Linked DNA regions of Mus musculus: regions 2 and 3 are each linked to region 1. Evidence: chromatin loops called from intact Hi-C (ENCODE). Cell type or tissue: left cerebral cortex. All regions are shown on one strand.

Region 1 (8,000 bases):
TTACCCACAATAAGCTTGGGTCCCAATATAAGAAGAACATCTGCACCAATATACAAAACTATTTGGAATAAAACTTCCATTTTGAGGTCAAGTAAAGTTTAAGATCCCAAGACCTCCCTGGGAACTGACATCCTACCTGGCAGAAAGAGACATGTACGCGGGCAATCCTGGTGGGTAAGTTAAGACATGAATGTTAGACAAGGCATGCGTCTTCTGCCACAGTTGAATAACCCAAACAGTGGGAGCAGAATAAGAGTACAGCGAGGGCATGTTCCTGAGGAAATCCCCTAAATCCTGACTAGAGAAATAACGTGGCTCAGATTTTTGTGGCTCCCAAGTCTGAACTGTGGCCCTGATCAATCAGTTCTGGGGCTCAATAAACTATCCCTGTCTGACTGAGATTGGTGTCCATGAGGTGACTCCTGGACCCCAGCAGTCAGTAGACCAAGAGTGAAGCTCAACTAGGGGCTGTCATGTAGACTGTCTTAGGGTTTTATTGCTGTGAAGAAACAAAATGATCAAAACAATATCATTATCAAAATGGCAGGAAGCAGGGCAGCAAGAAGGCAAACTTGATGCTGGAGGAGCTGAGAGTTCTACATCTTAATCCATAGGCAACAGAGGAAAGACTGAATTTCACACTGGGTGGAGCTTGAGCATAGGAGACCTCAAAGCCTCCCCCTACAGTGACCCACTTCTTCCAACAAGGCCACACCCACTCCAAAGGGGCCACACCTCCTAATAGTGCTATCCGCTGTGGGTCAAGCATTCAAACACATGAATCTATGGGGGAGGTAAGGGGGATAAGGGTACATACCTATTCAAACCACCAGACCAAGTAACATCGTACACAACATTTTCACAAGACCAAACTTGATACAATACTCAAAATAAACATATACTTCTGGCTATATTTTGAAGTATTAATTTATGTCTCTCCCATTTCCTCCTTTGTATCATTCATAATCAGTCTGCTCACTCTCCATCACCCTAGTCGGGATGGAGCGAAAAACAGCAGTAGTTCCCTGCCTGATTCCCTGGATGCCTTCCTAAACCTTGGAATCACGGAAGAATTCAAGACTAAATGAAAAGCCACAACGAGAAGGAAAGCTGGCATTGGGGACTCGGGATTTTGGAGAGAAGAAACAGACAGAGGGGGAAACGTGGGTCCTGAGTGAAAGGGAAACAGAGCCACACCTCCTAGTCCTCGGGTGTGCCTGGAAAGACTGCAACGCTGGGAACCCGCAATGGCGAACCAGAGGCAGACAGTAGTGACCACAGTTTACCAGGGCCACCTCCCTATACCTTAGTGTCATGATACTCCTAAAATCAGTACAGGATGAGAGCGTGCAAATCCGTGGCTCAAGCGTGAGCAGAGAGGACCCCAGGAAGGAAGCTAATTTTCCATCGGCTGAGAGAAGTAGAGCCACGAGACCAGGGTTCACACTGATGGAAGTAAAGAAGCCAGTGCTCATTGCACAGACTGTGGCTGAGTGTCCAAAACCACGTACAGCCAAAAGAAAGGAACCCACCAGCACAGGAGAATACGCTACCAATGAGAACCCTTGAGCTAGCAGAAAAGAGGGTAGTGTACTCTCAGATCGTCTCCCAGCATCCTCAGGGCACACATGCTTAGAACAGCTGGCAGCACATTCAGATTCTGTTTCAGAATCCATTTGTTGGGAAGTGATGTCTCTGTGGTTACAAGTGCGCCCTCCTCTTGCAGAGGATCGCAATTCACTTCCTAACACCATATCAAGTAACTCTAGCCTGTAATTCTAGCTACAAAAGGCCTAACACCTTCTTTTGGCCTTTCTGCCTCCCCCAGCCTCCCCCCACACATGAAAATAAATATTTTTCCAAAAAAAAATCTAATTAGAGTGTGAAGACCCAAAGAATCTTTCACACTCTAATTAGTGATCCTTGCACAATCTTTGCCCTTCTGGTGCTCAGCACCGCACAACACATTTATAGAATCAGAAGACATTTGGCCTTGCATCTTCCAGCTAAGATGTCAAGTGAGTTTTTGGCTAACTTTGGAATGTTACTGAAAGGTAGTCCTAAAGTGGAATAGCTACCAATACCCTTATACATGTGGGGATGATTGCAATCTCTTGCATGTACCCCACTAAGTCAAAACTCAATGCACTCTTATTTTGACTTCACCTACCAGGTTTCCAAAATGCCAGCAGCCTCTCCAGGGCTACATTACATAGATGGGAGTGGGCCAGAGGGGAGAATGAACAGCACGGCACGGTGATCCTTACGGCTTTTGATTAAAACATTGCAAACTTTACAAAGACATATGACCCACATGTAAGGAGATTGCTCAGCACACACTCCGTCACACACACACAATTGGAAGGGGCCCATGCAGGTGAACATTTCTGAAACTTAATCTTTAAGAACAAGTGTGAGACTGTGGTGGTGCACGCCTTTAGTTCCAGCACTTGGGAGGCAGAGGCAGGTGGATCTCTGTGAGTTCAAGGATAACCAGATCCTGAAAGCAAAATAGCCCACTCTGAGATGTCACTGACTCACTACTGCATGCACCCTCTCATTCAGGCACTGTGCAAAGCTTCAAGGGAGGGAGAAGTGAGGGCCCTTGTTACAGAAGAAGCCACTGTTTGACAAGGATATCTGACCTGCGCCACCTGTGAGACATGAACAGAAAACTTGTAGCATGTTAAGGAAGAGCTATAACTTTCTATAGATTTAATGGTAGAAGGGGGTGGGGAGAGGCAGAGAAAAGTGACTGGGAAACATAGGGGCTATTCCTTAGGTAAGTTCAAAGATGAGGGGAGGTTCCGTGCAAGTAAGAGATGGGTGTGCCTTCTCTTCAGCCTTCTCCGAGGATATGATAGGTCATCGTCTTCAGTGATTCCCGAAAGTTGTCATATGAGGATTGGCCAGGTGTGTAAAAAGCATCTAGTGAGCCAAAGGAAGGTGGAGAGAACGCCCACACAGCTCTGAGCCAGAGGTGAAGATTTTTTTTTTTTTTTTTTTTTTTTTTTTTTGCATTTCTTTTTGGGAATGTCACCAGCTAAGTGGCCCATGCATGCCCCCAGTGGAATCATGCGGTACTACAACTATATATGGGTTCGGTGCACCACTCTAAAAACCAATGTTTATCACACAGTGAAACCTATGTACTATTAATGCGTTCCTGGAAAGAGCTACGTTTGCTTACCTGGGTAGTCCGTGACAGTAAAGGGCATCTAAGGGTGTCGAGTAAGGCCTGTGGAAAAGGTGCGATCCTTGAAGAGCTTTAGACTTGCAAACCCTCCAGGACTTTTGTCAGTTTTGACTGCTCTGTGCTGGCTATTGCTGCCCTCTAGCGACAATATTTTGAAACAAAAACACTCAAACTACGAAGTAATTTTCCTTCAGGTATTTCTTCAGCCTTTCATTTAACAGTTCACTTACACGTTCTTTATGTAAATACATTATGTCCAACTCTGTGTGGCAGTACTCATGAAAATAATAATGAAATACAGTAAGGGAGAAAGTCCAGCTCCATCCCCTAGCTCTTGGAAACAAACCAACTCCCTCTGGGGAAAGATAGCCAGCATGAGATGAAAAGATTTCGACTGTAAAATTCTGCATGGTGATATGGAATCAGGCTTGTCTTACTGAAGAAGGACAGGATGGGACAAAGAAGTCCTGTGAAGGCACTTGTTGTCTCAGGTCTGACAAGTATGGTGGAATAACAGGGCAGAAGTACAGTTTTCTGGGCACAGAAGAGGGGTAGAAGTGTGTGTGTGTGTGTGTGTGTGTGTGAGAGAGAGAGAGAGAGAGAGAGAGAGAGAGAGAGAGAGAGAGAGAGAGAGAGAAGATCTTATCTAATGCTTAGATCTGTATGAGGTACCTAAGCAGCTCTGGAGAGAGACTGTGTGGTCTCAGTAAGAAAGACTATAGACAATTGTGTTTGGAGGTTTATAGGAATATGTATGACCAGGGATTGACCCCAGACTCTGGAGCATACTAGACAAGCACTCTACCACCCCAGAATTGTTTTACTTGCATGAGCTGAAAAGATGCCTGCTACCAGACAGAACATTCCACACGTCAAGAGCAGAGTGGACACTCCTGTCAAATGCACATAGAACGTTCCCCAGAACAGACCATATTCTAAACTATGAGAAAGGCTCCAGTAAGTCTACAGGAGCCCAAGTCATACAAAATATGTTCTCTGACAATGGTAGAGTACATTTTTTAAATAAACTGAAATAAATAAAAACAATAATTTGGAAAACTTTTTTGAGTATATGGAAATAAAGCAATGCAGCCTTAAATAACCAGTGAGCCACGGAAGAAAAAGGTATAGATAACCCGAGTCCTCAAGCCTGGTGGGAAAAGGATGCTCTCAATGGGAAAGTGCTAGAAATAAGTCCCAGGTTGAAAAGGAAGAGACTACTATTCCAACCTAATTGTCTGGGCAAGGCAAACTTCACCTCTTGATCAAGAGGGTGTGCTTAGAAGAGAGAACACACAAACACAGGAAGTGCATTTGGCTTGTATTCTAACTCAGGTGGTAACTGGGTCTGTTCCCCAGTCTGGAGTCCAGCCTCACAGCCTTAATTAAGGGAACTGGCACACAGGAAATATTGAAAGCTGAAAGGGGTCAGGGTTAGAAGAAGAAAGAAGTCACTGCTACAGGATATCAAATTCCTGGAATACAGCAATGGACCTTTGTGTAAACAAAGGGATTACTGGGTAGGTGGAAAATTAAAACATTTGCATAAAAGTCTGACAATTGGGGAGAGATAAAAAAGATTTCAACTTCTGTCCTAAACAGAAGTTTTCCAGCATTTGATAGAAAAGTCTCACATTTGATTTTTCTTATAGGGCCCACGTAAATGTACTACGGCTATAGCTCATGAATATTCATTTCACTGTTTACATTTACAGACCTATAAGTCAATACGCTAAAGGATGAGAATGGCCTGGCAAGACGGCTGCACAAGTAAAGGAGCTTGCAACCAAGTCAGACAACCTGAGTTTCGTTTCTTCCTCAGAGCTCACATGGTGGAAAAAGAGGAGAGACACTGCAAGTTGTCTTCTGACCTTGACACCTGCACTATGGCGTGAGTACGCTGCCCCCTAAAAGATAAATGTGTTTTACAAAAGACAAGAGATTCAGCAATTATGAGATTTTGATGATTTTGCAAAAGACCTGGGTTTCGTTCTCTCTTTCTACCATGTGGGGTCTGGGAATCCTGGTTGTCAGGCTTGGTGGCAAATAACTCCCTTACCCTCTGGGCCATCTCTCATTAGAATAGCAATTCTCTCAAGGTGGTTCGGGTAATCAACATTTTCTAGACAAAGATTCCCATTTTTGAGAGTTGACATGTTTCCCTCCTTGGATAACAAGGCAGCCGTGATGAAAATCTTTGCAAGAAAAGGGAATAAGGAAGCTTTATAACATTTCATTTCCAACAATAAGGTGGCTGGTGCTAATTTATAAGCAACACTAGAGTTTTGGAATCCTTTCTGTAAATTCAATCCACTGCAAATTCACTTTTTAAAAAAATTACGAGCATCGCTAAAGAGAGTGTATAACGTTTCCGGAGGATATCGACTCATTTCATGAGTTTTAGTTCATAGAATTACTAAGTTTCCTAAGTACAGACTAACCATAACAAAAATGGCTGCCGCGGTTCCAGAAAGCAACCCACTGCACCCGAAATTCCATTCCCTGATCGCAGTAATACTTCGAGATCTGGCTTTGTTTATTGACGTCACTTCCGATGCGCCGTAGCGGAGCGAGTTTAGCTCTTCCGGTTGTAGTGGAAGATTTGCAGGGAGAGAGCAGCCGGAGAATCTCGCTGATGGACGGCGACGGGGTACAAACACTAGCGACATGGAGAGAGAGTGTGAGGAGTCTGTAGTTGTCGCAGTTGTGACTGAGCCCCGGTTCACGCAGAGATACCGAGACTACCTGGAGGAGCAGAAACTCTTGGACAGGCTGCACCGGGTGGCGAAGCTGCGGGATGGCGCGGTGGCTCTGCCGGTGCTGGCGGAAAGCCTTTCTGAGCAGCATCTGCAGGAGCTGAGGGATCGCGTGGCCCCAGGCAGCACTTGTGTGCTGACGCGGCTCCCGGATCCTCTTCCTTCCAAAAAGGCCCGGGTTCGTTCACCTGCTCAGATACTGTGTCTGGAGGTGAGGCGTTGGGTGGAGGACCGCGGAGTGACGTGGTCCGCTGAGTTGGAGGCAGATTTGCCCCGGTCTTGGCAACGGCATGGTGACCTAATGCTGCTTAGTGAAGACTGCTTCCAAGCCACGCTGTGGAAAGGTCTGGAGCCAGAACTCTGGGAGACTGTTGCCTCGGCCCTGGGAGTTCAACGTTTGGCAAAACGAGGGCGGGTGCTACCTGATGGGACTCGAACTCCGTCAGTGACTCTGCTGCTGGGTGACCATGGCTGGGTAGAGCATATGGATAATGGCATCCGGTATAAGTTTGATGTGACACAGTGCATGTTCTCCTTTGGAAACATCACCGAGAAACTTCGAGTGGCGTCTCTGTCCTGTGCTGGAGAGGTGCTGGTGGATCTCTACGCAGGGATTGGTTATTTTACATTGCCCTTCCTAGTTCATGCTGGCGCTGCCTTCGTACATGCCTGTGAATGGAATCCTCATGCTGTAGTTGCTTTAAGAAACAACTTGGAGATCAATGGAGTGGCAGACCGGTGCCAAATACATTTTGGGGACAACAGGAAACTGAAGCTCTCAGACATTGCAGATAGGGTGAACCTCGGGCTCATTCCCAGTTCTAAAGAAGGCTGGCCCGTTGCCTGCCAAGTGCTTCGGAAGGACGTTGGGGGTATTCTGCATATCCACCAAAATGTGGAGTCTTTCTCAGGAAAGACTCCACAGCCACCTGGAAGCAATAACGTGGAAAAAGAGCACTGGCCTCGTCCCCAGAAAATCACCACTGATACACAGGGAAATGGAACTACTGAGAATTTCAGGGGGGAAATATCATCGGCCAACAAACCAGAGTGGTGGAGATGGGCAGAATCTGCAGAAACTCAGATCGCCTCTCTTCTTCATCAAGTGCATGGGAAACCATGGAGGACACGAATCTTGCATGTCCACCCAGTGAAATCTTACGCCCCTCACGTGGATCACATAGTCCTAGATCTAGAATGCCGGCCCCTGACCTCTAGTTGGCCAGAAGGAGTAGATTTACTGACACAGTAATTGCCAGATGAGTGCCTCATCGAGGGCTGTGTTCTCACCCTTCTGTTTTCTGGTGACCTTTTAAAGTGATCTGTGGTCTGAAAATGAACTCTAGATCGATCCAAAGTTGTCTTCTGTTGATCACATTGAGAATGTATTAAAGTATCAGAGGAAACCAATGTGACTCATTAAAATAGGTTTCACCTGTGCAGACATGAATTCTGCATTTTTTACCTTAGCTTTCAGTGATATGGCCTTAATATTCATTTGGTCTTGGATTTATTTGCATATAGAGCCTCCTTGAATTGGATCGTGTGGCTTTTTTTTCTAGTAAGTCATACAGACATTATTACATGAAATACAGTATTGGTCCCACAGAGTACTAGCTACATTATGTGAAATCAACTGGTAAGCCAAGATCAAAATAGGGAAACCAGTGTCCATTTCTACAGATGTTTTGTAGTTTGCAGGTACAAAGTGACAGTGGTTTGCACTAAAGTGGTAGCCATGGGGTCTTGGAAAATAATAGGTTGGAGAAAAATCAGTGTGACCAAGTTATGAACTCCAGACTGAAGCATTAATGTGATGCTGCTTTGATACCGAGACTAAATTACATAGGAAGGGGCAGTAAGTAGAGGTAACTCAAATTCTATAGCATTTCTCAGTGGAGTGTCTGTGTGTGGGTGTGGTATTAAAGTATTAAATATTAGATCTTTTTTATTTTATGTTAAAAAGAGTTAAGGCATAACTCATGCCTGTAATCTCAGTACTTGGAAGGCTGAAGACAAGATGATTGCTATAAGTTCAAGGGCAACCT
Region 2 (8,000 bases), 700 kb before region 1:
CAGGCCAGGTGAGGTAGCGCACACCTTTATTTCCAGCAGCCCTGGGGAGGCAGAGGGAGTGGATCTCTGTGTGGTTTAAGACCAGTCTGATCTTCCTAGAGCATTCCAAGAGAGACAGAACCTGGGGGATGTTGTGGTAAATCTCCACCCAAACATGCCCTGGCAATGAAAACACGACTCAGTTAATATGATTACATGCTGTGCGCCTAGATTGGGCAGATCTACCGCTACACTACCATCGTCCACATCCATGAGACCCCATAGAACTTGCAGTTTCTCCAGGCCATGCGCTTCTGCTCCGCTTTTCTTCTTCCTCCTCCTCCTCCTCTGCGTCCTCTCCCTCTTCCATTTTCTCCTCCTTTTCTCTCCCCACCTTCCACTCCACCTTCACTTTATCAGCCTAATCGTCAGCTCTCCTTTATTGTACAAATTAAGGTGGGAAGCAGGTTTATAGGAAATCACTTGAGTGCTGACTCATTCCTTGTTTGAAACCCCTCACAGGAGAACTGAATTAATATCAAATATAATTAGCCCCTGGGCTATCCACAACAGAGGGAAAATTGCATTAAGATTATCAAGGGGCAAATATATTCTTAGGGGAGAAAAGATGGTTTTTATTCCTGCACTGAAATACAGCTTCAAGCTGGGTGGTGGCAGCCCACACCTTTGATCCCAACACTGAGGAGGCAGATGCAGGCTGATCTCTTTAAGTTTGAGGCCAGCCTGATTGTCTATAGAGTGAGTTCCAGGACAGCTATGGCTGTTTGAAACCCTGTCTCAGAAAACCAAAAACCAACCAAACAATTTATATGTGTGTGTGTGTGTGTGTATATATATATATATATATATATATATATATATGCATAATAAATAAAACTATATATAAAGAAAGACAGCTTCTTAGGGCTTAATGGAAAGAGTCGTAGCAAAGGGGAAACACCCTGCTTCAGGGGAGTCGCTAGACAAAGGTACAAGCCTGCAATCTCCCTGTGGCCACATTCATATGTAACCTGCTCTTTTTAACCTAATGCTTATGAGATCTGTCTAGACAGTTGAGCAAAACAGGAAATGAGTTACACTGTCATAGCTTCAGGGAATTTAACCTCATGCTTTTCCTCTTGAAGTTCAGCCTAGTTTTAAAAAAATGCATGCCTTCTCTCCAGAGAATTTGGGGACATTTCAGGAACTATAGAAATTCAGGGCTTCTCTCAGGGAACACAGATAGCTATTTCAAAAAAGGAAATGGGAACGTGATTTTATGGTGGTGCTTGGACCATAAACTGCACACAGTCGTTTGGAGGAATGCGTTTACCGGCTTCTTCTGGATTCCAAGGATGAGTTCCTAGCAGATTGACTCTGACCTCCTCAAGGAGGAGCTCTGCTGGGTGACTCACTCATTCTCTGTGCTGGAAGCAGTATGGTGTGTTATCTCATCAGAAGGCCCTTGAAGGCCAGTTTGTGACAAGGTAACTAACATCACCCCACGGAGACACTTTCTATGTGCCAAGCACTGAGCTAAACATAAGTGTTACATCATTACATCCTGTTGTTTATGTTGCTGTGATAAAACTCTCCGCCCCAAAACAACTGAGGGGAGGAGTGTTTGTGTGGCTTACACTTGCAGGTCACAGCCCATCACTGAGTAAAGTTAGGGCAGAGAGACTCAAACAGAAACCTTAGAGGAATGCTCCTTGCTTGCCCAATCGCCGCCTCATACTTAGCTAGCTTTCTTACACAGCCCAGGTCCTCCTGTCCAGGGGATAGTGCCGCTCACAGTGGGCTGTGCCTTCTACATCCATTTGCAGTCAAGACACTCCATCAGAGAGATGCCCGTAGAACAACCTGTTAAAACCATTTACTCAATTGAGACTATTTTTCAGGTGATTCCGAGCTGTGTCCAGTGACAGTTAATGTTAACTAGGATATGCATATGCATTTAACACTGGCAACACTCATAACCTGTGATTACCATGATGATACTAATTTTCTTTCCTTCCCCTTCCCCTTCCTCTTCCCCTTCCTCTTCCCCTTCCCCTTCCCTTCCCTGATTTTTAAAAATTATTTTATTTACATTCCAAGTGTTGACCCTCCTCCTAGTATCCCCCCCCCAGAGTTCTTCACCCCATCTTCCCTCCCCTTAGCCTTTGAGAGGGTGCTCTTCCACCCTCTCCCCATCCCCCACCCCACACCCATTCCACTCACTAATTTTCTAGCTGAAGAAACGGAACTTAAGGTTGAAGAGTTTGCAAGGGTTTGCATGTGCATTTAAATCCTGATTCTAAAATCTGTGTTCTTAGCTGATGTATTAATTTTCAGAAAAAAAAAATACTTGACAGCAGCAGTTTCAGAGAAGAAAATTTGAGCTCTGTTTCCTGGGTATCAGTCCACCATGGCAGAGAGGTCAAGAGTAGTTCGTGTCATGGTAGGCAGGAAGCAGAGGAAGTGGGAGGCAGGAAGAGGTCAGGGCAGGATATGTTCCCAAGAACATACTCCCAGGGACCTATTTTTTTCCAGCTAGTCCTTGCCTCTCACCTCTCATCACAACCTGATTACGCCATTTTACTATGACTCCACCAAAGGATGGATCCCTTCATCAGGTCAGTGTCCTTAAGAGCTAATAGTTTCTGGAGAGACTCCAACAGACAGATCTGAGGGTGTGCTTTATGCTTTACTAGGTGCCTCGCTATCAAGCTGATAATCAAAATTAATCGTCAAGAGATGGTATGATGCCCTAGGTAGCATTTGACATAAACCGTGGTCATCTGGGAAGAGACGACCTCAGCTGAGGAATCGCTTCCATCAGACTGCCCTGTGGGTGGGTCTGTAGGGCATTTTCTTAACAATTGATGTGGCACTGTGGGTGGTGCCACTCCTAGACAGATAGTCCCGGGTTACACAAGAAAAAGCAAGCTGAGCAAGCCGTGGGAAGCGAGTCAGTTAGCAGCATTCCCTCATGGTTACTGCTTCAGCCCCTATCTCTAGGTTCCTGCCGGAGGTCCCTCACTGTCGGGCTGTGATCTGGAAGTTATATGCTTAAATGAACCCTTTCCTCCTCAAGTTGAGTTTTGGTCACGGTGTTTATCACAGCAATGGAGAAGGAAAGAAGGACAGTATGATCTATGACTATAGAGCTGTTGTGAGAAGTGAACGGGAGCTTTGAAGTAAATTGATCGTAGTGCTTAGTCCGTAATACACATCACAATTCCAGTTAATAGTTACACATAGCAACCAAAGGATGCTGTTTTTCATCTTTGTCTTGTGAAAGAGACAGGTGCTCAGCATTCCTAAATCTCTATTGAAATGGTTTATACTCAACGTTTTGCATGCAGTATGATGGAAGTACAGTCGGGGTCACAGCTGGTTGGGAGTTCATGAACAATGGGAATCGGATCACACTAAAATAAAGTCTAACTGTTGCTTCTAATAGTCTAAGACATAACTACACAGCACATGTAACAAATGCTTTGTAAGAGTCACCCAAAGACTGTTGAGACACATTTCTTTTTCTTAAGGAACTAGCAATCAAGTAGAGAGTACATTAAAAACAAACAAACAAACACTCAGATAGTTACATAATAAGTTAAATGGCATTATAAAAGAATTAAAAGATAAAATAATAAATTTAAACCATGGTGTGTGCATCCAGATCTTACTTTGCACAATATAGTGGTGGAAGTCATCTCTGAGTAGGTGACATTTAGCAGTGAGAAAGGGCCTAGGAAGAAGGGACTCCATAAAGGCACAGAGATTAAGGGTAAGAACTTGATAAATTCAAAGACCTGAACGAGGGTGACTGTCTGGAGCATAGCAGGATGAGGGCATTCTGGGCCTTTCGCCTCATACTGGGTCCTTTGCCAGGGCGATTTGGATGTCAACTCCTCAAGAAAGGTTTGGTAGCTGAAGAGATTGGCAAGACCCATGCTTATATGGGACCTAGGGACTACTGAAGCTGGAAATGCAGGTCAGGGTACAATCTGGTCGCTAGGTCCTGGAAGGAAGCCAGCACTCTGATGGGATAGTCGGAAGAGAGATTAACAAACTGGGTAAAGGTATGGGCAGAGCTGGGAGGGGCAATGGAGGATGTAGTCGATGTAGTTGGCTAAGGTCATTAACGCTGGGGATCTACAGCAGGCAGTGTCCCAATCACCCTGGCACGTGAGCATGTATGTCACTGTAACCAGCAAGGCTGACTTTGCAGATGAGATGATGTGGGATCAGCGAAGTAAGTATGCATGGTGATAATCCGGGCGACTTCATTGGTGAGTTGCTAATCTTATAATACATAGTTTCAACTCGAGTATAGAAAAAGTTGGAAAATACATCTTGGCAAGTATTCTAGTGATAGAGCAATGGCCTAGTACTGGCAAGGCTCTGGGGGGGGGGGTTGGGGGGAAAAGGGAGAAGAAAGGGAGGAAAAACAGAACCAAGATTTTACTGATTAAAATTACTGAATATTATAAATAGGGAAACGATTCAACTAAATATAAAACTGCGAATTAGGGACAATGCTCTTTATGAGGCCACAGCCATGTTCCAGTCAGGGTAGCCTGAGTCTGATTATTTATTACGAGTGTATGTTTTGCATGGCTTCTCTACAGTGTTGGCTGCTTTTTAGAGATTGCTTCTATTTCGCAGGCAGATGGGGCTGTTGTCCACATTTTCCTATCCAGCCTACAAGACAGCAGCTATAAACCAGCATTCTTTGGGGGCTGAGATGATTATATAAAATCATGAGCAAGCACGATGTTTGCTTCGAGGACTGGAAATTCACCTTTGAAGGGTGTGGCATCCAGTTCCAAACAGCAGCCTGGATAAGCGGCAGCCGGTGATCTGAGAAGAGGAACAGATGCAAGACTGGAGACTCAGTGTGTCAGGGCAGGCCCCTTTGTACATGCTACAGACCCTAGAATCTGATGTTTGATCTAAAAATTTTAAAGTCAGAGCCAGATTACTGAGTCATGAGGTATTTTAGGACAATGTTTTATCAGTCCCTGCTTTGGGTCTTTGTATTCCCAGGAGGGCCCAGCATACTGGTCATTCATAGGCTCAGTTTAAATGAACCCCACTGCTACTGAGTGCTCTGAGAGAGCTCTACGTGTTCCCCAGGGCCTCAGCTTCCTCCTCTCAAAAAATGTGACATGAAACAGAACCCAGGGACTGGAGAGATGGCTCAGTGGTTAAGAGCACTGACTGCTCTTCCAGAGGTTCTGAGTTCAAATCCCAGCAACCACATGGTGGCTCACAACCATCTGTAATGAGATCTGACACCCTCTTCTGGTGTGTCTGAAGACAGCTACAGTGTGCTTATATATAATAAATAAGTAAATAAATAAATCTTAAAAAAACAAAACAAAACCAGAACCCAGTTAGCAGAATCTAGAAGATCAGGCATTTATCATGCCTAGGCCAGTGCCTCAGCTCCCAATACAAAATCGGCGAATAACTTGAGTATTGATGGACTTCTCAGTTTACTGTCTCAGGTGCCCACCTGCTTGCCCTCTCACCCCTCCTTCCCCTTCTCTGGTTGGTTTGTTTGTTTGTTTTTCCTCCCTGGAGATAGTCTCTCTATGCAGCTTGGCTCTCTTGGAGGTCACTATGGAGACCGATTGTCCTTGAATTCACAGAGACCCAGCTGACCTCTGCCTTCCCATTGCTGGGATTAGAGGTGCGTGTACCACGCCTGGCAAGGAGCTTTCCTCTGTTCAGTGTGACCAACAGTCCTATGAGAACTTGCTGCTTTCACCCCATGCTGTGCATGCACGAGGACCTGGGTGCAGAAAAGCTGACTCAGTAAACATGTTAAATGTCAGGGTGGCTGCACTACACCATGTATACCTGATTGCAGAAGAGTATTTTTCTTTTTAATTTTTTTCTAGTGAGCATAGGAATAGTAGGTTTCGTTATGACATTTTATATATATTAACTATTTATATGGTCTTATTTACCCTCCATTATCATTCTTTTCAATAATTAAAAAAAATTCACTTAACATCCTGGTCACAGCCCCTCTCCCTCCTCCCAGCCTCACTCTTACTAATCCCTTCCCCCAATTGCCTCTCCCCTTCTCCTCAGAGAAGTCCCCTTGTTATCCTCTGCTATCTGTCCTCATCTCTCCTTCTCTATTTATTTATTTATTTAGAAATTTTTATTTATTTATTTATTTATTTTATATATACTGTAGCAGTATTCGGACACACCAGAAGAGGCATCGGATCTCATTACAGATGGTTGTGAGCTGCCATGTGGTTGCTGGGAATTGAACTCAGGACCCCTGGAAGAGCAGTCAGTGCTCTTAACCGCTGAGTCATTTCTCCAGCTCCCTCCTTTTCTCTTTTAGTCACCCCCTTTCCTCCATAGTTCCCCATATACTTTCAACACATATGCACATGCATGCACACACACACACGCACACGCACACATGCACACATGCACACGCACGCACGTGTGCACACACACACTCACTGTTCAACCTAGCTTCTGAATAGGAGAAAAAAATGTGATATTTTATTTCTTCCCATTAGACTGTGGATTACTGTAAATATTGCTTTACATCTCCGTAGTTTTACCCTAGTATGTGGGGCTCTCAAATATGATCTGCCATCTCTTTGTTTCTTGGTTAATTTTTTGATATCAGGTCTCATATGTAGCCCAGGCTAGATTTGAAGTTGCTGTCACTTTCCTGCTTCAGCTGCCTGAGAGCTAGGATGACCGAGTTTGTTTTCTCTGAGATAGGATCTTGCCAGGTTGGCCTCAAACTTACAATTCTCCTGCCGTAGTGCTCCTCTCTGGCCTCTCCATCTCAGAGCTATGTAACATGACTTACTTACTTATTGATTGATTGATTGATTGGCTGATTGACTTGATGGACTTAGTCCCACACATTCAGCAGACACGTCATGATGAGCCAATTGGGAGCAGCTTGCTGGGAGGTCTCAGTTTGGACTACAAATGTGAAAAGATGATTTTCTTTTTAAGTATTGGCTCCCAACTAGATCATACGGCTCTTTCCAAGTCTACTTCTTTCCTCTGATGACTTTCAGGTAAAATCTACTGTTTCAGGCAACTTTTTAGCTCCTGAGACATAAATCTGGTTTCAGTTTAAAACAGATGTTTTCTGAAAAAATGGTTGATACCACTGGCTTAAACTAGCACTATGGTGAGGCGTGAGCTGGCTGTTTCTCTTTGTCTTTCTCAGGCCCATAACACTAAGCAGAGAACACCAAGTGGACCCTAGTGAATCACAACGGGTGCTTCTGTAAAGCCTATCCCAAGTTGGACAACCACAGGGATGCATCTTACCACACAGAAAGTGTCAACTCAGTCACTCTTCTCTGTGAGTGCCATCACAGACTGCGTCATCACACCCATTTTGCAGATGAGAGAACTGAGGCCTACCCCAGGTTGGCACACTGTCCACCGTAACCAGAGGGCCGGGCTGGCTGACTCTATAGTCTGTATTTTGGATGCTCTGTTGCCTCTTGGAAGGAAACAGGGGCTGTGTAGAATCATTCTGAAGTGAAGAAAAGGCTGACTTGTAAAATATAATTAAAACAACCCAAGGCAAGTTGGGGGAGTGCAGGAAGGGTGAGCCACACACACTTTCACGTGGGTGGGGAACGGCCGCTGTCACCGTCACTGGCATCTGCCAAGTCTGGTTCATCAGGATGTGGCAGCTGGCTGAGGGCCTCTGGTCGCCACTAGATTGTGCCCTCCCCCTGGCCTTTGCCTTCTGTCCCCGGTGCCTGGAGACACCTGCTTCTGACTTTCCACGCCCTCCTCTTTCTAGGAGGCTGTGTGAATCAGCGGCTGAGAGAGACTAGCTCTGGGCTGCCTCTATCTGTGTATGTAGAAATAAATGCATAAATAAATGGCCTTTAAAATGAAAAACGAAATGATTTCTTTTTTTTTTTTTTAGATTTATTTATTATATGTAAGTACATTGTAGCTGTCTTCAGACACTCCAAAAGAGGGAGTCAGATCTCGTTACGGATGGTTGTGAG
Region 3 (8,000 bases), 460 kb before region 1:
ACAATTGTCCAGCTTTGGGGTGGAGGCCTTTTGGGTTGACACTTGGAATCTTCCTTTCCACATTAGACATGGTGACTGGAACACAAACAGACTTCAGAAGATAGACATAGAGTATTCTATATTTACACATAGATATGGAGTATTGGAGTTTTTAGAAGGCTGTATGGCAGAGCACCTATCTGCTTCTCTGTAAAAATAAGCTTTATCTCTTCACTAGCTTGCCATTTGCAAAGGAAACAGCCCAGAAACTACTTTGCTTTTTCTTTTTGAGACAGGGTCTCCTCGTTAGCGTAGCCTCGCCTTGAACTCATTATGTAGCTCAAGCTGGCCTAGAGTTTTCAGCAATCCTCTGACTCAACCCGAGTGCTGGGATTACAAATGTGAATCACAATGTGCCCACTATTCACAGAAACTCCATAGTGCAAAAGGAACACCCCATATTACTCTGCTCTTTCCACCCTCTCCAATGTCTATTTGGTTTCTTTAGAATTTCACTCAGGGGGCTGGAGAGATGGCTCAGCAGTAAAGAACACTGACTGTTCTTCCAGAGGTCCCAAGTTCAACCACATGGTGGCTCACAACCATCTATCATGGGATCTGATGTCCTCTTCTGTTGTGTCTGAAGAAAGTAATAATGTACTCACATAAAATAAAGAAATAATTAAAAATAATTCCATTCAGTGCCAGTATGCAAAATTTTCCAGGAAGAGGAATAGAGATGAGCATTTTGTACCCCAAATCCCAGTAAATGGTAAGACAAGTAAAAGGAGTTGCAACTGCGTTACTATTTCTGAAGAGCCTACACAGGGAGGATGGCGGCTGGGGTGATCTGTCTAGATGATGTTTTCTGTTCCTTTGACAAAGACAGAGGTTGAAGCATTTCTCCACTTCAGCATAGGGTGTTGATGATTTCCACCATGAGCAGCCACCATAGCAGAGGGTAGAAGGAAGTGGGCTGGGGTCTCTGGCCCATGTGTGCTAGCCCAGCTCCACGGGCTGATATGGGAGATGCTGAGGGCTTTCCAAAGTTTCAAGAGAGTCCTCTGGATTTTCATGAGAATACTGCTCTGTGTTTTCATCCACCCAAGTGTTTACTGAGTGCCTGAGCTAATGTAAGCTTGAACAGCAAGCAGACTAGAGTCCCCGACTTTGGGAAGCTTCTGCTCTAACTAAATAGGATGTTTTAAAACAGTAAAATCCCTTACTGACCGCATTAGATGGCAATATGTTCCTGTCCCCCTCTACGGAGAAAAATAATGCAGTGTGTTGGGTGGCAGGGGGCTGGAGATGTGTTATAATTCTGAACAAGATGTCAGGCAAGGCTCGTCTGTGACATAGCTTCATTCAGTCAATACATGTAATATTAAGCACTTATGCTGGAAGCCTAACTCAAGGTACTGAAGAGAGACTTCGGAATGAAACAAAGTCCTTCCCTCTAGAGTGAGACAGACGACACACAGACACCAAATGGCTAGCCAGTGATTCCTTGCAAGGAAGAACATAAACTACGGCAATTTGTAAGGGACACAGAATCTCCTGCTCCAAGTATGGGGAAGGCAGCAGAGAAATTAGCCAGGACAAAAGCTTAGAGGTATGATCAACCGAATCCAAATGTGTGGGGTGATGAACTAGTCCTTAGAACAGGGATGAGCCTGTCTGAATTAAACCCATGGCCAAGGACAGGCCCAGAAAAAGTGTGAAGCTCAAAATGCAATTTCCTTCTCTCTGTTTGAGAAACTATTTTCTGTCCCCATTTAATGTCTGAGCATTTCAATCTCTGAGCATTTCTTTTTCTTTCAAATTACTCTCTGAAAAGGATAACGTATTTGTTCCTAACATAACATGTTCCTAATGCTGAGAAAGGATTATTCCCCGAAAGGGTATTTGCATTTGGAACTGGAAGAACGTGATTATATAAATTTATACACCACTTGTTTGGGTATGGGGATATTTTTTTCGGGATAGTATAGTAATATCTTATTGCTCTTGTGACAAATCACCATGTTAAAAGCTCAATATTAAGAATTTATTATCTCACAGTCAAGGAAATCAGAAATTCAAATGTCTTGGCAGGAGTGTTTCTTGAGGTTTAGGGAGGAATCCATTTCCCTTTTCAGCTCCTAGGAGCTTTCCACAGCCTTGGCTGTGATCCCAAACCACTGACGTCAGTTTCCATCGTCATCCCTGTTTCCCTGGTTAAGGACCGTATGATTACCCTATGCCATTTAGATAGCCCTAGATAATGTCCCTATCTCCAGGGTATCTTAATCACACTGCCCTGAAGGAAGCACTTCTAGGTTCTAGCCATGGGAATCATTGTGAGCGGTAATTCTTCTCCTCATAGGGCATGCTAATCTGGGCTCTGTGAGTGGAACTATCCAACAGCTCCTTAGTTAAAAGTTGCTGCTTCTCATTATCTCTGTTGACACTTTGGGGATGAATAGTTTGATAGTTTTTCTGAAGAGTAGATCACCAAGCCAGGGACAGTGTCACTTGCCTGTAATCCTAATACTGGGGCGATAAAGTCAGGAGGATCAGAAAGTCAGCAGTGTCCTCAGCTACATAGTGAGTTCAAGGCCAGCCTGGGCTACATGATATCATCATTACATTTTAAGAACAAGCTCAGGTTGCTCAAACCAGCTGGGTAATTTTCTCTAATCTGACCCAGTATAGTTGGCAGAGAAGGCGGCACATGGCATTTGCATGTCTGAAGCTATTGTTTACTCAGAAGGTGTCTTTGGGTGGGGCCCTGCCACAACCTTGTAGTTTCTGATTTCTCTAGAATGTGAAAGGCAGAGACCTGAGTCAGGAATGTAAAAGAATGGGATTTATTGTTTTCCAAAATGTCTCAAGGAGGTCACCAGCGCTGCCCAGGGAATCCATTTGGTAGTTGTTTTCTCCTTTCTGATGCCCAGGGAACTATCTTGTTCCTGGAGTTTCCACCCAGCAGGCCCTGCACCTTGTGGGTTAGTTGAGGGATGACCAGAATCGCTTTGCTTCCTGGCCATCTTGAGGGAAATGGAGACAGGTCAGTCCTTCCACAAGCATCTTGTATTTTTATAAATCAATCTGATACAGGTTCCCACTCTGAAGGAATTGCTATCTGTCTTCTTCCTGTCCACATAGCTTTGATCTAATGTTATCTCCTCCTTTAAAAATCTGCTCTTGGGGGCTACATACTGAGAGCCTTTATAATTCACCATGGTGGGATTTTTCTCAAAGGTCTGTACTTTACTGATTTGGCAGGCATCTATTCACCATTACTAGCTTCTGTTGAGTTCAAATTAGATTTATTATTGAAAATACAAAAAGGATGAATAGATTCATGCCCGGTTAACTGCTTTCAGCAGTTGAAATAAAGATTTGTAGGGATTTAAAAATGAAGATATCTTTAATTTTGTTACTTACATTATACTAGATAAAACGATTCTGAAGAATACTGTTTGTTCACATGCGAATTATGAAAAATGTAGGGGGTATTTATTTCACTAACTCTAAATGAACTTTCCTAAACTAAAGCAGGAGACAGAATATTTCTATGAAGGGTGTTCCTGAGGAATTCACAGGATGGTTCCAATAAACAGCCTTGGGCTGGGCCTGGACAGTTGGCCCAGCAGCTAAAATCACTTGCTTTTGTTTAGCAAAAAAAAATCTGAAATCCAACTTCTGGGCACCTGATATCTGATGCTCTCTTCTGGCCTCTGAAGGTACAAGGCACACTGGTGGTGCACACACACACACACACACACACACACACACACACACATGCAGGCAAAACACTCATACATAAAATAATACATTGTGAAAACCAGTGGGCTCTGCCATTCTGAGGGCTCTTGTAGCCCTGCCAACCTCACTTTCTTCTTCTGATAGGCCTAGTCGCTGTGGCAATGTTTCACTGACTGTTGAGGCAAGGGAATGATACATAGTAGACAGATCATACTTTTGAATACTGTTGCATTACTGGAGTTCAGAACATTTTAGCTACGTTGAGGAGGATCTCAGCAGGATAGGAAGTTACTGCGATCAGATAACCAGACCAATACACCTATGTAAGAGCAGTGTGTACCATAATAGTTTCAAATAATTAGATATAATGGCATGCCTCAGACTGGCCAGTTGTTGAGGTATGGATTAAGCGTCTTTAATGTTTTCAGTTCTTATCAGTAGTGTATAACAAAACATGACTTAAAAACATTGCTTTAAAATGAAAAAATAGACAAAGAACCACTGAAGTCTTGCAGTTAAATGAGTTTGCTTAGGAAATAAAATATACTCTGGAAGAAACCGTTCCCAAAGACCTCAGGAGAGCTGTAGGGATAACCATCCCAGTTCTGCGTTTAAAAAGGCGATCGAAGCAAGTTAACATTTCTGCACCTCAAATCCCTACATTTTAAGAATTTGGATCTTGGAAGGAGTCCAACGTTCTCCATCCCCAGGATACAGCGAATGCTTGGAAGGGATGACGCCGCTAGCGACTCTAGGCCAATGGGTGGGGGGGGCCCAGGCATACTCGGTGTTCTCTTGTTCGGCAGGGTGGCGAGAGTGGTTCTTTCATTAGAAGCGCTTTTGCTCAGACAACCGACAGAGCCATTGGAGACACACATTCGGGAAACTGAGTCACACAAACCCAGAGGTGCAGACCAGGGAGCCTCTGTCACCCCAATGCGCAGGCGCGGCTGGCTGGGCTCGGAGGGTCTCTGAGTCCCGCCTTCCTCGCACCGTTCAACCACGTGCGGGGGGTGGGGTGGGGGCGGAGCTCCACGCTCGGACCTAGGCCAGTGAGCGGAAGTGACGTCGGCACAGAGCCATTTCCGGCAGGCCGAAACTAGGAAGAAACTTGGAGCTGCCGAGGCGCGGGTCGTAGTTGGCGCTCCCGTCCGTGCCCCGTGGCCGGCGCCGCGCGGACCTGTGGGGGCCTGGCCATGGGGCGGCGCCGTGCTCGTGCGGCCTAGACGTGCGGGCTCCGCTGACAGGCCGGGCGCTCGCGGGCGGCAGGCGGCGTGGCAGCCGCGGCCGCCGCGGGCCTGGGCTCCGGCATCATGAACATCGACGTTGAGTTCCACATCCGGCACAATTATCCTTGGAGCAAGTTGCCAACGAACGTGAAGCAGGTATGGCTCCGCCCTGCTTCTCTGTCGCCTGACCTGCGGGCCGTCGGGGGGCTCGGGGAAACTGGGCGTGCGCTGTCTCCCAAGAAGGCTGGACGGGTGTCCCCCCGGACTCGCCTGGTACCTCGGCCTGCAATCTTTATTTTAATAAAGTCCCCGGGCCCCCAAACTTGAGAGTGGTGGGAGAAGGGAGTGCAAAGCGACAGATCACACGTACCTCCTCTGGAGCGTTTCTGGGGGTTAGGTTGCCTGCTTGGAGTTGCATGTGTAACTGAAAGCATTTAAAGTTGGCCCTGGAAGACCACTAAAAGTTACTAAGATGAGGAACGAAGGCCCTCCACCCCCGGGAAGAGGGAAGAGTACGTCTCCGGAGCTGTGAACAATCACCAGAGTTCGGAGACGTGTTCCGATCCACTTGGAAATGTTGGCTGGATGCGTGAGGGTGATAGCTGCCGAGGCTGACAGAGCAGTCAGGCCTGATTTGGAAGGGTACGTGTGTGGTTTGTGTTGTCGGACTTCGTCCTTTACACAGCCTGAGTTTATAAAGGATCAACGGGAGCATGACCCGAGGGGTTTTGTTTTTGTTTTTTAATCGAATGCTTACAATGAATGGTAGTTTTACTCAGTCGTGTTTACTGAGCATGCAGATAGTTTAAGGATCCTGCCTCCACGGAGAGTCTTTTCTGTCAGAGACAGAGTAAATGGACTGGTGAAAGAAAAGAACGGATAGGTGGTTTGAACTTTTACGAAGGCCTTGATGTGTGTGCTTACATGTATAGTATGTTTACTACATGCAATGCAGGGGTTCGCTGCCCACCGTTTCTAAGTTCCTCTGATTTCTGGTTTCTCTTGGTGGTGGGCAGCAGGTATACTTTTGGAATTATGGAATGGTGGTGGTAATGTTTTTATGATTCTTGTGATTTACTTTGAGTCCTAGTTCTAGAGAACGAGTTAAGGGTCTGGTGGACATCACGTGACAAAATACTTCTAAGACACCAGAACCCTAGGTGTGTTTCAGGGGCAAAGGTCTATAGGTTGTCAAAGATGTCAAGTTTCTGAAACTTGAAAAAAGGAACAAGTCTAAATCTTTGGGAATAAGTTCCTCTTAAATTTGAATGAGTTTAGCAGATAGTTTTTGTTCTTTAGATACATATGTTCTGAGACATATTTGAAGACAACTAGAGTAAATAGTTCATTTCCTTTTTAAATAGCTTATACCCAACTTAAATAATTGATTCTATTAGGATTGGCAAAAGCCTTCCCAAACTTAATTGTTATTAATACAATCATAGGACAGTGCTAAAACTTAAGTTCAAATATAAACTGATTAGTTTCTGCGTGTGAAACCACTGAAAGGCCCAGTTCTGAGTCAGGCTAAGTGTGGCCTTTGTTTCTGCAGACCTTCTCCAGCCTTCCCCTGGTGTCCTGAAGTTAAGGTCTACTTTAGATGACATCACCCTTCTGTCTGCTTTCTTATCTTCAGCACAGGACCTTCTCATTCTCTCCACACTACTCAGTAGTGTGGACTGAGGCAAGCCCAGTTTTCTACTGTCTGTCACTGTCTATAAACCCCCAAGTTCTAGCCCTCAGCTGTGTTGTCCCTGTGCTGTCGCCCCTCACACACATCACAGCTGTCACCCCACCAAGCTGCCTTTTCTGCTTAGATTCTGAGTTAGGTTTTGTGCCCTAAGCATCTGTGTACGTTGTTGGTTTTAGTAGCTGTTTGTCAGAAGTAATGAGGCATTGGCTTGAGATGACTCCTAAAATGCTATAAAAATCACAGCTATATTAAGAATAGGGATTTCCTTATGGTAAAGAAAGGATGTTTTCGGGATTTTTCTGTAATTTCCTAATATTAGGCATTCATTGTTTGACACGTGTAGGAATAATATGTCTTTTGATATTGAAAATACTAAGTATGTTGATATGACTTCCAGTAAGTTTTGGTGGGCTAATATTCGGAACTGACTCATTTCCACATTTTGAAAAGCTGAAGGAAGGAGACTTGGATTAAAAAAAAAAAATCTTACGAGCTATTAGCTCCCCCTCCCCTCCACCCTGGTGTGGATGAGCTGAGGAAAAAACTTGTTTTGTTCTATGGGTTGCAACCAGCCTTTAGAGGGCCTTTTAATTAAAAAGCTGTAGATGAGGGCTGAGCATGTACTGGGCCTTGGGCTCCATACCTAGCATGGGAAGACAAAAATGTAGGTCAGGCCATTGTTTTTAGGAATTTTCTATAGTTTACTAATATCAGGCATTTATTGTTTAACACAATGAATGTATTTAAAGTGAAATTCTATGGTGGATCAATTTTTAAAATGTGGTTATTTTTATTTACCTATTTATATATTTATTTGTAGACAAAGTACCTCTGAGGATGTCTACATTGGGGCTCGTAGGTGCCTTGGGGGTAGGAAGTTTGCTTTCAGGGTTATCAGCTGCGCAGGGCGTGCTCTGTTAGTGCTCTTTTCCATCTCGCCTGTTCTAGTTCCTCTTCTGTGAAGCCCCGCTACATCCAGCAGCCTTCCCATGTGCAGCCCACAGTGTCCTAGTGGTGGCTGGCTTCCCCGTTCTCTGGGTCTGTAGTCTGTAGCCCAGGCACAGTGGTTTAAAATGATGGGAGAGTTGGAGAAGGGTGGAGAGTCAAGCAGTTGCTGAACAGATTTATTTTATATATTTCTTGAGGGAAAATGAAACATGCTCTGTGGTTTTAGGGGTTTGTGAGTCCTAACATGTTCACTGATGGGGCCGTTCACACGCTCCACACCTAGTCCTGGAGCTCACGTGGTCATAGAGTTCACGTTCTTCAGTGAGGCGCACTGATACATAATGCTAACTTAAGGGACTTGCTTTGAACCAGAAGGGCAACGCCTCAAGTTTGGAACTTGT

What was found. A loop is a pair of places that touch in the nucleus more often than their neighbours do. Peaks named below come from ENCODE experiments on the same cell type or tissue, not always from the same donor. Only the 100,000 strongest peaks of a DNase experiment are listed, where the experiment ranks them.
Region 2: a loop joins it to region 1, with 4 times the contacts of the local background. A loop is called at or near these places in 14 of 42 quality-filtered maps.
Region 3: it touches region 1 in a loop (3-fold over the local background); 6 of 42 quality-filtered maps call a loop at or near these places.

Annotation. Positions count from the first base shown.
Region 1 is chr15:58,866,892-58,874,891 of GRCm38, forward strand. It overlaps Trmt12 (tRNA methyltranferase 12), which reads left to right and starts at 5,758. Exons shown (of 1, transcript NM_026642.2): 1 at 5,758-8,000. The coding sequence starts at 5,864. The coding sequence ends at 7,204. In left cerebral cortex, CTCF peaks have their summits at 1,717 and 3,194; DNase peaks (open chromatin) are centred at 1,679, 3,117, 3,274 and 5,726; H3K4me3 peaks cover 1,718 bases; H3K27ac peaks cover 1,333 bases.
Region 2 is chr15:58,163,859-58,171,858 of GRCm38, forward strand. Gm36112 (a long non-coding RNA gene) reads left to right here and starts at 2,270. Exons shown (of 3, transcript XR_003951636.1): 1 at 2,270-2,597; 2 at 4,129-4,222. In left cerebral cortex, CTCF peaks have their summits at 4,627 and 5,319 (motif pointing left); DNase peaks (open chromatin) are centred at 1,386, 4,013, 4,688 and 7,638; H3K27ac peaks cover 326 bases.
Region 3 is chr15:58,410,664-58,418,663 of GRCm38, forward strand. Fam91a1 (family with sequence similarity 91, member A1) reads left to right here and starts at 4,805. Exons shown (of 24, transcript NM_145959.3): 1 at 4,805-5,114. The coding sequence starts at 5,043. In left cerebral cortex, no CTCF peak of the experiment used is centred here; DNase peaks (open chromatin) are centred at 1,652, 2,180, 4,058, 4,743 and 2 more places; H3K4me3 peaks cover 2,216 bases; H3K27ac peaks cover 1,386 bases.